Regions from separate parts of the Homo sapiens genome. Here region 1 is linked to region 2. Evidence: read pairs that join two places in POLR2A ChIA-PET (ENCODE). Cell type or tissue: OCI-LY7. All regions are shown on one strand. Each heading gives the region's core, and the rest is flanking DNA. Links, peaks and the distances in the headings are about the cores only.

What was found. Peaks named below come from ENCODE experiments on the same cell type or tissue, not always from the same donor. Only the 100,000 strongest peaks of a DNase experiment are listed, where the experiment ranks them.
Region 1: POLR2A ChIA-PET joins it to region 2 with 11 read pairs; 7 of 35 experiments call an interaction of 5 or more read pairs at or near these places.

The regions. Positions count from the first base shown.
Region 1 is chr1:205,741,592-205,744,504 of GRCh38, reverse strand. All of the region lies in intron 1 of NUCKS1 (nuclear casein kinase and cyclin dependent kinase substrate 1), which reads left to right. Among named protein-coding and RNA genes, the nearest start is that of NUCKS1, 7.1 kb to the left of the region's middle. RefSeq lists enhancers at 1,159-1,761, 1,762-2,365. In OCI-LY7, for the core only: no CTCF peak of the experiment used is centred there; no DNase peak of the experiment used is centred there; H3K4me3 peaks cover 2,500 bases; H3K27ac peaks cover 2,500 bases.
Region 2 is chr1:205,833,349-205,836,261 of GRCh38, reverse strand. The region is part of intron 10 of PM20D1 (peptidase M20 domain containing 1); the gene reads left to right. Among named protein-coding and RNA genes, the nearest start is that of PM20D1, 15 kb to the left of the region's middle. RefSeq lists an enhancer at 1,458-1,957. In OCI-LY7, for the core only: no CTCF peak of the experiment used is centred there; no DNase peak of the experiment used is centred there.

The sequences.
Region 1 (2,913 bases), core at 263-2,762, 92 kb after region 2:
GGTTGGTGGATTGAGGACATTTAACAGCATGAGCTGAAAAAAAATCACTTCCTCACTTAGTAGAATTAGCAATTACTGAGCAACTCTTAGATGCCAAATAATTCCACCAGGTACTTTATACATATTTCAAAATCATGCACAACTCTTAAAGGCATATGTTATCCTCATTTCATATGTTAGGCCTGAGGTTAGGATAAAAAAAGTAACTACACAGTTCACCTAACTATTAAGAGATGAAGCAGGAATTTGTATCCCACTGTGAACAACCCAAAGCCAGTTCGTGATCTTTTCAATGTGACATTGTCACAGGGTACACTTTGTCACGGTGTTAGCACATTTTGTCTTCTTTGGAGCAAGTTACAGTTCATAATAGAACTTTTGTTGTGGGGAGGCCTAATTTTCTAGGGAGGAAGAGGAGAAAATGTGAAGAGATTAAGGGGAGATACACCTGACAGGAGGAAAAACCAGTGGAGTATTTAGTGTGAACCTTTGCCGAGAAAAAGGTGGCATTGTTTTAAGTTTATACGTTTCAAAATATGAGGGCGTTTCCCCTTAACTAGGTGATTCCAAAGCCACCTAAAGGACAAAAAGGGAATGAGGGGCTCATTTTACATAAAAATATGGATGCAAAAATGCTAAACAGACAATTAGCTAACTGAAACCAATGAGTACACTAACTCACTGTCATCAGTAGGCTCTTGGAAACTTCTAACTTTAAGCAACATGATATACAGTAAACAGGTTTTTTAATAATGTTGTGTTACAAGGTCGATGAGAAAGGTCTACTGCAACATTTCACTTAAGGCTCCACTTTCCAAGAGCCTATCAGTGACGTTAAGTGAGAACTGTATTAAAAATATATGTGATCAAGTAGGGTTTGTCCCAAGAACAAAACAATCTTTCTGTGAGTCAATGTATTAAAAGACTAAAGGAAAAACCATTGCATTTGAAAAAGGTTTAACGCCTATTGTAAAACTTAATGCATTAAAATTAGAAGGAAATGATTAACTTGACTGAGGTTACAAATAGGTTAAGTGGTTGAGTTTTTAGTGTTTTAAGTCGATTAGTGATTAATTATTGGGGAGAGATAATCCTGGCACAACAAAAGAAGCCCTGGGTATCAGGAAACGGATTTCAGCCTCTTCTGGGTTTATATAGTGGAGATGTTGAACTCCATTGGAGTAATAGTATCTTGCAGTCACAAAGCATTTTACAATTTTCAAAACTTTTTCTCACTGGCTTCCTCCAGCCCAAAAAACACCGTTAGTTAAGAAAGAAAGCTAATTTTGAATAAAAGTTTTTGGTTTTTGGGGTTTTTTTGGCCTGTTTTTTCCCAAAAATGTAACAGTCACCATACTGTGTAACGCTGGGATACTGCGCCTACGCATTCTACATGAAGGTTGTCCCTCTAGAGTTGTATGACTTACAGTCTGCATGGCCAAATGGGTTACTTTGCAAACTTTGAACTTAAAAAGTATTGAGCATGCTGAAAAGTGTTAAATTTGCATTTTAAAAACAATTCCTAGCTGTAAAAGGAATGTGACCGTATTACTCTAAATTCAGAAGTAGCTTTTTGGATTGTTGAGACTGGAGACTGCACCTAGGAGACTCACATGTTGTGGACAATAGGAGGAAACCTTTTATTTATTTGTTTGTTTATTTATTTATTTTTTTTTCTTTGAGACCGAGTCTCGCTCTGTCCTCCAGGCTGGAATGCAGTGGAGCGATCTCGGCTCACTGCAAGCTCCGCCTCCCGGGTTCACGCCATTCTCCCGCCTCAGCCTCGCGAGTAGCTGGGACTACAGGCGCCCGCCACCACGCCCGGCTAATTTTTTAGTATTTTTAGTAGAGACGGGGTTTCACCGTGTTGGCCAGGATGGTCTCGATCCCCTGACCTTGTGATCCGCCCACCTCGGCCTCCCAAAGTGCTGGGATTACAGGCGTGAGCCACAGCGTCCGGCCCCAGGAGGAAACCTTTTATTTTTTAGCACAAGACCACTTCGGTCAAACTGGGCGCCCCTTTATTTTGTTGGGAAAAAATTATTGCTGTCTAGATTCTAGGAAGTGAAACTAATCGTTATACAGTTATATTGCCATGTTTTAAAATAACTACTATTTAAATGGTCTTAATTGTAGGTCTTTGAAACACTTTAGATGAAGAGATCACAGGCTGCTTAAGAGTGTTTCAACTAGGTATTGCAGTTTTCAGGTGCTTCTTAGGTGTTACTATTATTTGAATTGTGTATCTGTTCAGTTCTGTGCTAAGCAAGGCGATCTTCAGGGAGATTTCCCTTCCAGCTACCTTTGGTTGGAGTGTTCTAGGTCACAATAAAATGACTTAGAAAATGAACTACTCAAGAAACTAAATATTAGCTCCACTGAAAGAGTAAAAGTCGGTGCTGCTATCTCTTACACTGGGATAACATACAGCTGCTTGTCTTCCAAGGACTTGCTGCAGCTCTAGAGATTCTTAACAACCCCTCTTCCTTGAGTGACTACTGCTCTCTTACAGAGAAACTTGGTTCTATAAAATCAGAGACTATCAGAAACTTTACTGTTTGGAATTCTCTGAGTAAAAATGAACGTCACACTTTTGTCAGGAAGATCTAAGTCATTTTGACACAGAGAACTAGCTTTGATTTACAACTTCAGAGCTTTGGATAAGGGGTTGTTAAACACAAAACTCTGCATCTACCCTAACTTCTTTCCCAGGAAATAGGACCCTAGTTCCACTCTGCAGTCCAGACCTGATATTGATCCCTTTAACACAGTTCTGTGCTTATAGTCTATCAAGATACTGCTTCATTTATCTTAGTTCTACCCTTCTCCAAAATTCTGTAATTTTTTCTGTTACATGAGATGCTTCACACTTCTCTGATGTGCTTGTCCTTCATTGTATTCAGTCAATAAACC
Region 2 (2,913 bases), core at 253-2,752:
CGTTCACTTAGAGGAAAATATCTCTACACATAAAACAGAGAACAACATAAGGTTGTGAGAATGCACTGAAAGAACTACAGGAGATCTGGGCCCAGTGCAGTGGCTCACGCCTGTAATCCCAGCACTTTGGGAGGCCAAGCTGGGCAGATCACAAGGTCAGGAGTTCAAGACCAGGCTGACCAACATGGTGAAACCCCGTCTCCACTAAAAATACAAAAATTAGCTGGGCATGGTGGTGGGCACCTGTAATCCCAGCTACTCAGGAGGCTGAGGCAGGAGAATCACTCGAACCCAGGAGGCAGAGGTTGCAGTGAGCCAAGATCACACCATTGCACTCCAGTCTGGGTGACAGAGCGAGACTCCGTCTCAAAAAAAAAAAGAACAGGAGATCAGAGAAATGAGAGATTCGTGTGCTCTAAAGTCACCTTTGAGGTCTCTCACCATTGACAAGTCTCTCCTCCTAGTTCCATTCTTGTACCTCCGATTCTTGCCCAAGGTGGTCCCTCTATTCTAAATAAGCAAATAACAGCTAGCATTTTTTGAGTGCTTACCATGTGCCAGGCACTGCCCTACGCACATTACACCTTTTTTTTTTTTTTTTTTTTTTTTTGAGTCGGAGTCTTGCTCTGTCACCCAGGCTGGAGTGCAGTGGCACGATCTTGGCCCACTGCAAGCTCCGCCTCCCGGGTTCATGCCATTCTCCTGCCTCAGCCTCCCGAGCAGCCGGGACTCCAGGCGCCCGCCACCACGCCCAGCTAATTTTTTGTATTTTTAGTAGAGACGGGGTTTCACTGTGTTAGCCAGGATGGTCTCGATCTCCTGACCTCAGCACATTACACATATTAACTCCAGTAATGGTCACCACCACTTATGAGGTAGGTGCTACCATCATCTACATGTTAACAGATAGGCAGGCTGAGGCACAGAGAGGTTAAGAAGCTTGTCCAAGGTCATACAACTGTGAGTGACTGAGGCACAAAGTTGGTTGTCACATCTCAATTTTTGTGCCTGCCCTTCTCCATGCTCAGACGATCTGTTACCTTGTCTCTGTCAGTTTCATATCCTTCCTTGAAACTTGGGCTAAACATTCATACCACTAAGGAGTCCATCTCAGATGAACACCTCCTCTCAGGTTATACTCCACACCACCTCTAACTGTACGTACTTAGGAAGCAGTAAAGCATTATTCCTGTAAAGTCAGACAGATACCCGACCTGACAATACTGACTGTATAACCCATGGCAAGTTATTTAATGAATCAACACCTATTCTTATTTTTATTGGTTCACATCTTTTAAATTTTATGTATCCAAGATTTATTGCATGACTTTTATGTGCTTGCTACTGGAAATGCGGAAATGAGATAGACACAGTCCCTGCCCTTGAGTCAGACACAGTCCCTGCCTGGCCCAGCAGCTAGTGGGAAACCTGAGCTCCTGCAGCCTCTTACTGAAGGGATCCATTCTGCATGCCTTCTTCGATTTCTGGAGGGACTTCTAAGGAATTTGGGGCAGTGGGCACAGTCCCAACCCACCTCATGGAGGCTGACTTCAGAAACTTGCCAATGGGCTGAGAATATGTCAAGACCGTGCATTAATTCTTGTATTAGGATATTTGTATTATAAGTGCTAGAGTGAAAATATGCTCTGAGAAGTGAGAATACACTTTGATGACCCCTTTGCCCATCCAATAGCAGGATATTTGTTTTGATTCAAATGGTGGTTTCTAAGCCAGAAGTGGGAACCTTCACTTCCTCTCCAGACTCAACTCCTAACATTCTTCTGGCATAAAAGAGGTACTCTTGGGGCCGGGCACGGTGGCTCACGCCTGTAGTCCTAGCACTTTGGGAGGGCAAGGCAGACAGATCACCTGAGGTCAAGAGTTTCAAGACTAGCCTAGCCAACATGGCAAAACCCCGTCTCTACTAAAAATACAAAAATTAGCCACACATGGTGGTGCATGCCTGTAGTCCCAGCTACTTGGGAGGCTAAGGCAGGAGAATTGCTTGAATCCAGGAGGCAGAGATCGCAGTGAGCCGAGATGGTGCCACTGCACTCCAGCCTGGGCGACACAGCGAGATTCTGTCTCAAAAAAAAAAAAAAAAAGGTACTCTTGGCCAGGCATGATGGCTCACACCTGTAATCCCAACAGTTTGGGAGGCCAAGGCGGGCAGATCACTTGAGGTCAGGAGTTTGAGACCAGCCTGACCAACATGGTGAAACCCAGTCTCTACTAAAAATACAAAAATTAGTCAGGCATAGTGGTGCATGCCTGTAATCCCAGCTACTCGGGAGGCTGAGGCAGGAGAATTGCTTGAACCTGGGAGGCAGAGGTTGCAGTAAGCCGAGATCGCACCACTGCACTCCAGCCTGGGCGACAGAGTGAGATTCTGTCTCAAAAAAAAAAAAAGAGGTACTCTTAAGATAATGACCCCCATTCAGGTGATCTGCAGCTATGGGACAACCCCCCCTTTCTAGAGCAGAGGCAGTTTTAAAGCAACTACTGAACAAATGGGTTGGGACTAGTGCTGGAGCTTTGGAGAGCAAGGGTCCCTCTAAGCCAGTCTCCTGGTCCATTCCCACGTGGCTCTATGTGACCTAATCCTCAGGGTCTGGTCTACTTCCTGACTGCAGCCAGGAATTTTTCTGGATTCACTCTAGTCGTTTCAGACAGAATTTTCTAGGAGTTTCCTTAGGTTCTTTCCCAAGGAAACGAAGCAAAGAGAGAAAACTTGAATACAAGTATCATAACTTCTGACTTTTTGTCTGTGTTGAGCTCATCTTCCTGGCTCCAGTGCAGCTGGTTACAAACAGGAAGCAGAAATGCCCAGAGAGGGGGAAAAAAGTGTGTGACCCTTTTATTACCTGTCTGAGGTTCTCCGAGGCTGAAGCCAGGTCATCACATCTATTCCCC